Linked DNA regions of Mus musculus: region 2 is linked to region 1. Evidence: chromatin loops called from intact Hi-C (ENCODE). Cell type or tissue: left cerebral cortex. All regions are shown on one strand. Each heading gives the region's core, and the rest is flanking DNA. Links, peaks and the distances in the headings are about the cores only.

The links. A loop is a pair of places that touch in the nucleus more often than their neighbours do. Peaks named below come from ENCODE experiments on the same cell type or tissue, not always from the same donor. Only the 100,000 strongest peaks of a DNase experiment are listed, where the experiment ranks them.
Region 2: a loop joins it to region 1, with 3 times the contacts of the local background. A loop is called at or near these places in 7 of 42 quality-filtered maps.

The regions. Positions count from the first base shown.
Region 1 is chr1:51,475,708-51,481,063 of GRCm38, forward strand. It overlaps Nabp1 (nucleic acid binding protein 1), which reads right to left and starts at 2,692. Exons shown (of 6, transcript NM_028696.3): 1 at 2,118-2,692; 2 at 1,771-1,909. The coding sequence starts at 2,208. In left cerebral cortex, for the core only: a CTCF peak has its summit at 2,795; DNase peaks (open chromatin) are centred at 2,092, 2,789 and 4,931; H3K4me3 peaks cover 2,093 bases; H3K27ac peaks cover 1,652 bases.
Region 2 is chr1:52,111,451-52,116,831 of GRCm38, forward strand. It overlaps Gm31812 (a long non-coding RNA gene), which reads right to left and starts at 2,440. Exons shown (of 3, transcript XR_373397.4): 1 at 2,271-2,440. In left cerebral cortex, for the core only: a CTCF peak has its summit at 2,514; a DNase peak (open chromatin) is centred at 2,405; H3K4me3 peaks cover 494 bases; H3K27ac peaks cover 556 bases.

The sequences.
Region 1 (5,356 bases), core at 1-5,000:
TCTTTCAGAGGTCCTGAGTTCAATTCCCAGCACCACATGGTGGCTCACGACCATCTGAATTGGGATTCGATGCCATCATCTGGTATGTCTGAAGACAGCTACAGTGTGCTCACATATATAAAATAAACTTTAAAAACTTTAAAGAAAAAAAAAAACATCTGTAAAATTCTCTCCATTACAGTTAGAAGAACGTACATGTTTTCTACTCTCTGAAGACTGGCATGGGTATTAACACCTGTGTGAAGCTTGGTTAAGGAGGAGAGGAGCCTAGGAAGGGGACAAAAGACACACTCAAAGAAATAGAATTCAAAGTGTATTCTAAGGAGGAGCTTCTAATAGTAAAAATTCAGTATTTGTATTGCCTTTCAGCCACAAGGTACATAAAGCCAACACACCAGCATTGTCTGTGTTACTGACATGGCCAAGGATGATATAACAGTACTATGTCTACTTCTGCAGACAGCAGTTCTCAAGCTCCTCAAAGTTTGGCACTTTCTAAAGCAGCTATAAAAAAGATAGACCACTAATCTTCTTGCCCTGCTGGTTTCCCCAAATTTTGCAACTTTTAATATCAACAGAATGAAACCAATTGTTTAGTGTGAGCAATTTTAAATGTGAATGACATCATTAAATCTAGATTAGCAGAATCAGACCAAAGTCTGGCTTTTTCAATGTTTCTTTGTACAACTACCAAGGTGGGTAACTTCATTAAAACATATATTATGATTAGTATTAGTATTGTAGTTCTCCCCATAACCTCCAAAAGAAGTGATTTTTGGGGGGGAAAAGACATGGACGTTAAAAAGATGTAATTTAGTGTCACAATGACTCAATGTCTGAGAATAAGATGCCTAAATTCTGACTCTCACTTCCTGCTTTGATGATACCTTACCTCACTTCCTGAAAATGTTGTAAGGCCTGTGAGATAGGATCAAAGAACTCCTGCCCAAAGACTCAATACTTCTACCATTCTCTTAGCTCAGCAGCAATTGTCAACTATTTTTCTGATGGCTACCAATAAAATTATTACAATTCTCCCAATCACAGAAGCTTCCATATTCTACTTTTAAGATTCTTTCCTGAACTTTTCTTAAGGCCAACATTTGGTAAGATTTTCAAGTCTATGAAAAAAAGTATTCCAACTCCATAACCAACTAAATACTCTGAATGAATCAAAGATTAACTTCTGCCACTGTGTATTATTTTGGGTTTTGTGAAACTCTGATCTTACAGATGAAATCATTTTCAAGAATGAGTATTCCAGATATTCATTCATGTCCATATCACAACGATGAGTATTGAGTACAAAAAAAGGTACCAAAAAAGGAAAGGGGTGGAAGACATTATACTTCATACACGAACTGATTAAAAAGGAAATGTGTCCAACTGGTGTGGCACACAGAACTGATTTCCAGGTATATCTCTGTGAGTTCGAGGACAGACTAGTCTATAGAATTGTTCCAGGACAACCAGGGCTACACAGAAAAACCCAGTCTCCAAGAAAGGGTGGAAAGGGTAATGTGATCTTTTATCAGCCTCACTGATAAATGCTCACTGACTTCCACACGGTATTCTCAAAAATAAAATTAACCTTTAAAATTGGAGGGGAGTTAAATCCCTACCTAAAACAAATTAGCTGTGAAGGTGAGCTGCTCCCAGTGAGGTCCACTAAAACAGCTCCCTTCTTGAAGTGGCCCATGGAAGAGCCAAACAACTTCAGAACCCCGAAGTCGGCCAAACCCACACCTACCCCAATTTATGCACACCTACCCTCTGGTCAACCGAATAATATCCCCTGTCTGTATGAGCCCTCCGATCTCATCCCACACAGAAATAGTGATGCTTCCCGTTCTATCAGCTACTTTGCAGGATCTCACTTCATGGCCGTCTTTGGTTTTGGTCACTCGTCCTGTGAAGATTTAAAAATCAAAAAGGGGAGAAGGAAAGGTGTGTTAGATAAGGAGTTCATTCGAGGGAGCTCTTTCACCCTCCTCTGGCTCGCTACGTGACTGACTTCTGTCCCCGGGTAGGATTCTGGGCCAGGAGCACGTGGGGTCGCGGGCGGGGAAGAGGTCCGAGCTCTCGAGGGTGTGGGGCGGGCTGCGGACCTCACTTACCTATCTCCAGGACAATAAAGACGACATTTAAGTTTTTCAGTCCGGCCTTAATGTCTTTTATAAAAAGTGGAGGGTCGTTGACCCCGTGCATACTGAGGCAGGTGCGGCTACGCTTCAGAGACCCACTAGGCAAGGCTTCCCACCCTCGGGGAGGGGCAGGGGCAGAGCCGGGGAGCAACCTGGGGCAAGATTGGCGACCGGGGTCAGGAAGCGGTAATTCAGGGGCCGGGTAAACCAGCCCTAGAGGCACGGAGCCAAAAGAAAATAAAAATGGAAAAGGGAGGGGAAAAAGACTCTCACAAGTTCAAAAAAAACAAAAAACCAAAAAACAAAACCGAAGACGCACTCCGCACCCTGAGCCCGCTCCCAAGTGGGCGGCGAGCAAACCAGCGTGCGCACTGCCGCCTCCGCTAAGGGAAAAGGGATCAGGAGACGGCCCTGCCCGAGTCCCGCTGTCCCTCACACAACACACGCACACGCGCGCGCCCCCTCCGTCCCAGGCTCAGGGAAGGTACGTGACAGCAAAACGGCAAGGCTGTTCACCAACCGCGCAGCCCGCGTCCCAAGCAGCAACTGGCGAACGCTCCCTCAGGCCGGCTTTATTAAGCCGCGCCCCGCCCCTTGTGGCGTCACGCGACGTCACCACGCCCACTAGCACGCCTCTGGGGCGGAACACAGCGCCACTGAGCTCGCAGCTTCCCTGGATCCTCCCCTACTGTCAGCACAAGCACCGCCTCCCGGCCGACCAATGGTCTCTCGGCCACACCCTCCTCCCGCTGGTCGCTCCACGTCTTCCGGGTTTCTGTAGGGCTGGGTCTTTTGGTGCTCCGAGGGAGACCTGGCTTCTTCTAATTCCTCAGGATCCTTCAGTAAGGCCACCTTTGCCCTTCAGTCCCGCGATCACGTGGAACTCAGATGTTCCGAACCCCGTGGTTAGAGCAAGTATGCAGTTGAGAAGGAACGGAGAGAGTGATCGAGCAGGATCAAGGAGAGAGAAAAAAGGGCGAACTAAAGGTGTCCGAGGCTTCCAAGAGAGTGGTTCCCAGTCGCAGGCAACTTGGCGATCAACCTTCGTACTTTAGAGGTGTTTAAATTGGGATCCAGAAACACGAGGTGGTCTTTTTAAAAGTAACTTGTAAATAAACCTCTTTTCATGCTGATAATAGCCATACATAGTTAAGTTCCACAGATATTTCATTTTTTCCTTAACCCTTTTCTTTAAATTGCACTTGGCTTTTATATAACTAAGATGAGTTAACCATACACTGGTGAAGGGGAACCTTAAAACAAAACCTGAAAGGGAGGGTTGTGCTTTGCCACCAAACAAGCTGGAGGCTAATTGTGTGACCTTGAAATTAGTTGGTTAAGCTTCCTAGCCAGAATTTAACAATCTGAACAATAAAACTAGGATCCTTGCCTCATAGAGGATAAAATGGGGTCATAAATAAATTGCCCAAGTACAGTCGCAAATAGATCTGTGATCAGTATTTCTTTTCATCAATTTTCTATTGAAAATAATTACCTGTTATTTAATCTCATGGTGAGTGATAATTTTAACCCCCGTTTACAAGTAATAAAACTCACTAGAGAATAACCAAACTGGATTTCAATTTAGGCAATCTTGACCCTAGGAGGCTTCAACCAGAAGTATTTTATGTTTAAGTAGTATGATTGTAACCCTCCAAAACAGATTGAAGAAATGGGAACAGCAGAGTATATTCTAGCATGTTAGAGAATCATATAAGCAAATACTGTGGAAAATAGAAAATGTATATATCAAAAACACACTTCTTTTTCTTTTTAAGGATAATACCGAGAAACAGCATAGAGAAAAGTTTAAGAATAAATAACAAGCCATGTTAAGAACATTGAGCAGCCTAGAGGTGAAGCACACCTTTAATCCCACCATTCAGGAATCTCAGGCAATCTGTGAGTTCAAGGTCAGCCTGAGCTACACAGAAACCTTGCCTTGAAAAACAAACAATATAATAGAGCAAAGTTGTGGCCAGGGATCTGGGTGGGGTGGGGTGGGGTGGGGGACCTAGCCACTCCCTGAATTCTCAACCATTTGCCCTCATAAAAAGGACTAAGAGGGATGCTCAGAATTATTTATATACACATTCCTTAAAGAGGTCCCAAACACTAAGAGACCAGGCCCTGTAGGGGTGTGCCCTAGGTGGGTTCTCGGGGCTGACCAACACTGAGAGGAGAGGTAGACAGACTCATGCACCCTATCCCCAAACCAGAAGACATCTCCAACTGATTAACGGCTCACAAATGAATATTAGTTCTAACAGTTTCACCTGGGCTACAAAAACAACTCAGTGACATTTTGGGAGGTTCTTTGTCTCCTAACGTCTCGTTGGGACTGTTTTGACTGGTCCTTACTGATTGTATATTATGGTTTCTGGTTTTGTACTATTTCTGTGTGTTTGAAAGAGTGTCACAGTGTCCATCTGATTCTTGTGCTTTTTTTTCCTTATGTTTTGTTTGTTTTATTATAATTTTTTAGATTCCTGTTTATTTTCTAACTGAGAAAGTGAATTTAGATGGGAAGGGAGGATCTGGGAGGAGTTGGGATATAATCAGAATATATGGTATGAAAAAAAAAAAACTATGTTCAATAGAACACACTTGCATGCCAAGAGAGGGAGGAGAGAGAGAGAGAGAGAGAGAGAGAGAGAGAGAAGAGAAGAGAAGAGAAGAGAGAAGCAGGCACTCTAAAAAGCAGAAGCTACTGCACAGGGCTGTCCCTCTGTCCCTGCCCTTCCTGGCCCTCCCTCCACCCAAGACAGACTCAGCTGATCCTCTCACTTCCTCCCCTAGCACAGAGCTCCCACAATAAAAATGGCACCACTTTCTCACAAACCCACAGGCAGCCTTGAGAAACTGCAACAAGAACACACAGTTCAATGGAGAGCATAGGTTTCAGCAACTCCTAAGTCACTTCTCAAAGATTATAGTTGATTAAGGATAAAATCAACTATGGGTGTGATGGTCCAAGCTCTTAAGGCAGCACTAGAGGCAAAGGCAGATCAATTGCTAAATGGTCTACACAGTGAGTTCCAGCCCAGCCAAGGCTACAAAAGGGAACCATCTCACAGAAAAAAATAAATAAATATATATATTAGACTTTTGCTGAGGCTGGAGAGATGGTTCATGGTTAAAAACATTGGCTGCTCTCCCCGAGCAGGCCCTGGGTTTGATTCCCAGCATACACAGGCAGGCAATACATATTT
Region 2 (5,381 bases), core at 189-5,188, 640 kb after region 1:
GTGGTCCCTCCTTGTCATTGAGCTCCTTGGCTGTCTTCTCTGCATGCACAGTGAGAGAGTCCAGTCAGCAATACTATCCCTAGAGTCCTGCACAATCTAAGCTTAATGAGCAGCTAGTCAGTGTTTGGATACAAGAAAAACAATGGTTCCTTTCTTCTCTTTGTTGCTTGGTTGGTCTCTTTATAAAAATGGACAAACTCCAAATTCATAAAATAGTCTCCTTTTTACCATCCTATCCAAACAGCAAACCTGTTTTTGACACAGCACAGAGAGAACTTCCTCTCAATTTTACTTTTTTGCTGAAATTCTGAGCTCTGATAAATGATCTACAGTCATAGGCATCAACTCTCCTCAGCTTCCCTTTGATTTAGGTATCTCCCAGGAATACCTAACAGTTCCCATGTCTGCCCACTTGAAGATGAACCCAGTGTCCTGAAGCATTCCCTAACTGCCTTCATTAAACTCATGTGCGCTGCTACTCATGCAAGGCCCACACAACATTCTCTTCTGTCAGGACTGACAGTCATTGCCTTAAACATCTCTTGTGCTACATATGTGAAGAAATATAGAAACCATCTACACGGGGTAAGCAAGAATTGAGTGTGGGGGCGGGATATAAAGAAATGGCCACCGCCTCACTCTCTGTTGGGAAGTTTTTCAGAATACATATGCACAGGATCAGTGGGCCTAAGGGCCTGTGGTAAGCTCTGCATGGCTGAATTAACCTGTGATTTCTACCCCCAGTGTTAATGATAGTAATTCATTAGAATTAGTTCTGAGAACTGCTCTGTATAAAGTATTGCCCTTCCCATCTGAGTTACAAAGATTTCTGTGTCCATTTGCTTAATTCTCTCATGGTGAGCATACAGTGTCATTTACAGGAGAGATGGTGTCCTGAAATTACCATGTTCTGGTGAGGAAAAATGAATATAGAGGGGGCAGATTTAAAAAGTGTTATGAGGGTTATAAAACAGCCATTGGAAGAAGTCAGCAGCGAAGGCCTCTTCTAGGAAGTGACTCAGCTAAGACCTAAAACATGGCAGGGGGCCAGTCCATGAACTCTGCCTGCTAAAAACTTGGGGATATTTCAGGAACCAAAGGAAGCCAGTGGCAGAGAAACCCAAATCATGTAGGACCCACTTTGGGAGAAAGCTAAAGGCTCTGCATTCTATTGTCAATGTTGGAGAAAGCCAAGAGAATTTTAAAATGTAAGAGTGGTGGTATAAAGTTTGTTTCTTCATTATATCTGTTTTTGCTCAAATGAAAATATAACAAGGACTCTTTTGAAAAGAACTTGCCACCCCTGCAATTCCTCTGCATGGAATGGCTTCTACAGGGCAGGCCATTTAGGGACTTTGTTTTTGAGTTCCCTGAATGACTGTTGCTTCAAAATTCTTAGTTGGGGGCTGGAGAGATGGCTCAGTGGTTAAGGGCACTGACTGCTCTTCCAGAGGTCCTGAGTTCAAATCCCAGCAACCACATGGTGGCTCACAACCATCTGGGATGGGATCCGATGCCCTCTTCTGGTGTGTCTGAAGACAGCTACAGTGTACTCATATATAATAAGTAAATAAATAATAAATAATTTTAAAAAATAATCCTTAGTAGGTTTTGCTTAGTGCCACATTTTCATTTTGCCCTGGGCTCTGCATACTATACAGCTGCTCCAGTTTTTTAATGTGGGAAAGAAATGTCCTTTTGCCTTGTGGGATTTATGTATAAACTGTATGTTTATACATACCCGTGTGGAAGTCCAGTGTGTATGTGTGTTGGGGGAGGGAGGGGAGGACCAGCTAGGCAGGTCCTTTAGCATACTACCAAGACTGGCATCGAGTTCACCTAAGTAGGTTCTTAGTAAAGGAAAGCTACAGAATCTCAACCCCTCTGCCTCCCCAATTCAGTTAAGTCATATATATGGCAAGCAAGGGGCCAAACTGGTTTTTGTCAGCCAAAGTCAGAATAATTTTCCAGTGACTAAGCTATCCTCCTCCCTTTGTTGTTCTCCCATACTGCTTTGGTGATCACCCTGGATGGCTGAGAGAATGAAAACATCAAGAAATGGTTGATTAAGGCCCATTTAGGCCTTGAGCAAAAAAGCTGCCCACACCCCCATCCCTGGCTGTGGGTCCCGGCTCAGGATGTGAGGCTGCCACTGTGCAAGCGTGGAAGGAAGGGCCACGAGAAAAATGGGAATGGAGAACGAGGACCCTTCGCTTCCTTCAAGTCACTAGACAAGCACTCAACCTCAGCTTTCCCCACGCAGGACCGACCTTTCCATCGTCCTGAGTCTGCGCAGTCCGCGGCGCAGAGATGGGGGGCGGGGCGGACAGGCTGTGGGAAACCCCCGGGCCCGCGCCTGCGCACTGCCTGCCGGCATTGCTTTCGCTTTTCGATTTCCTCTCAAAGCAGCAGCTTCTCGGTGCCGGCTGAGTTCCCAGAAAGCACGTGGTGCGGCTCTTCCCAGCAGCCGCCTCCCTCCCGCCGCAGCTTGCTGAGCGCCCGGCCGCAGCGTCCCTAGTGGCGAGCGCAGCCCTTGCAGCCCGCGGGGTCCTAAAGCAAAGCCTGGCTGTTTCTGAAAGATTCAAGGACATTAAAAAAAGGGTGTGCATGCGATCCAAGACTTTAACAGTAACATTTTAGGATATTTTCAGTGGGTGTATTTTTTTTTACGTTTGCAGAATTTTTACAATACAGACTGCCTTTTATTCTTAGCTGTTAATTGGATATTTTCCAGTGTCTTTGTCAGCATAACTTTGGTATTCTGTCATATGAATTGTGCTTTAGTCAGCTAGAAGACTTTTCAGTGATACAAATGGAGTTTTGGTAACAGTGCCCTGCAGCACAAATCTTTTATCCATACTGGATCATTTTCTTATGATAAATTTCCTATAAATCCAAGAGCATTGTAAAAGTTTTAACAGTCTGACTGGATCTTCTACACTATAACCTTTAAAAATATATTGATTATTTTTATGTGAATATGTGCAGTCCAGCATGAATTTATGTGTGCCAAGTATCCTCAAAGGCCAGAAGGTGTAGGATCATCTGGAACTGAAGCTGGGGTTACAGATGGTTGTATGAGTTGCCTGATGTGGGTTCTGGGTACTCAACTCCAGCCCTCCCTAAAAGCACACTATGTTCTTAACCACTAAGCTATCTCTCCATCCTCAATATTATAATCTTTAGTAGAATTTTGCACGTTGTACCACTTGTAGTTAATGGAAAGACTGTAGTTTGGCAGTACATGGCCATTCTCCAAAGAGTGTATTGGGAAGAAAAATATTGTGTGCACACAGCAAGTTTGAAATATAACATGTACCTTGTGTTTTCACAAGCTGCAAGATACAGGGCTCCTATAGAATTGCTATGAGCTGAGAAGAAAACCAACACCAAGGTAAGGTATTATACAAAATCGAAAACCAAAGAATTAAAAAAAACTGTGTATTTCCAATGCGTTCAACCATATTCCAGGTAAACAAAAAGGGTGTATATCCAATGAAGTGACATTCTGGGGCTGTATGGTGCCAGTTTCAAGACTTACAACTGGCCAGGGAGGGTGAGAAGGCAGTGGCAGGCATTCTTAGAAATTCCAGTAGATAGACATTTTGATTATAGCAATATTACTAACAAGAAGGTATAGCTAAATTAGAACATGCCAGATGAGAAGCAAGGGGAAGTCTGTAAACATTTTACCATAAGTTTATTTGTTGGCTATTTAGCTGCCACAGGGTGGAAGAAGAAAGATCCCAGATCTAACAAGTTCTGTGGATGAGGGTGTCTTACACACACAGTATAAGGTGTTCCTTAAAGAGATGCTTCAGGAGGCTGTGGGGAGGCTGTGGGGAGGCTGTGGGGAGGGGACTAGGGCTGTTCCACTTGGGAGTTTTCATTTTAGAATTCAGTTCTTGGATGTTCTGCCGCCCACCCTCCACTCCCTACCCCCAGCACCACCGCTGTAAGATCTGTCTCAGTGATCTGGTTTATAGCACGTGTACAACACATGCACCTCACCCTCCAACCCACTGTGGCAAGGCAGCCATTTAATATTTAATATTGCTAGTGAGACTAGCAATGGTGGGGAGCAGAATTGTGCTCCACTGAGTCACGCCTGTCAGATCTTGCCTGAGTTTTCTCACAAATCTAAGGCCTAAGCCTGGAGAACAGTATGGACCCAACACCATTGACCCACATAGTCATCCTCTACTCCTCAAAAGGCTAGCCCGACTGCTCCAGACGTGGCAGGACTCTGAGACTCTGTAATGCTAGATCTGTAATGACACGATGCCTGATATTGTTCAAAACAAGTCACCAGTCAGCCCTGGATTCAAAGGTTAAAGGAAGGGTTCTCTCCATCTGCTAAGGAAGTACACAGTCACATTCCAGAGAGGTGTAGATGACAGAGAAGACAAGACCATGGCCACTGCTGAAAGTGTGGACCAGAAGATCCTTCCTGCACAGTCCTTGGTAGGACTGTGTAAATGATAGTATCTAGACATTTGCCTTGCCTGGCTGCATTAATATATATATATATATATATATATATATATATATATGTATATATATATATATATATATTCCTAGTTACTGTGAATATGTGTTACTATAAATGCTTTGCACAATCAGATAGATATAATCAATATAAGTGAGTAAGCGTGGAATACAAGAAGTGGTGAATAAGTAATAGCAATGATCTTGGGCTTCCCCCCCCCCCACAAGAAAAAAATAAATGTTCACTAAATGAGAGATTTAGAATGGTTCTGAGTCTTCCCCTGTAACATCATGTGTTGGAGTCATTCCAGTGCCTCCGTTACTCCTTATACAACGTGGTTCCTAGGTTCTCATCACCACGACTTTCTTTTGTGTCCATACCACTTCAGGCACAGTAAATCATAACTTTCTTTTTACCTGATGTTTCTGGTTGATTTCTAGTAACTATAGGGACTCTTGTCATGTCTTGACCTTCTTTTTCAAATCCAATGCGAGTCTTTGTATTTGCAGTTTTAAATTTACAGCCCGGGTAAGAAGCCTAGCAGCATCCCAATCTTTTAAGGTTATTTAGAATGATTGTTTTGTCATTTGTCAAGTAGCCATTTCAGGGGAGTGGAGGGGACCTCACAGAGACACAGTGGAAGCCAACACTGGACCGTTCTCCAGGTGGCAGGCTCTAGAGGGTTCCATGAGCTTCTCTTTCCTGGATCAGGTTGTGGGAGCAGCTGCACCATTTCTTGGCACAGGGAAGAAGCAAACAAGAGCAAACAGATGCCAGAGAATGTGGTAAGTTTTAGGCATCAGGACTTCTGGAAGAAGTCATAAGCCCGAGGCAGAACACAGAGAGAACTGCTCTACTCTCAGTAAACCCATGAGACTTTAGGAAGAAAAGG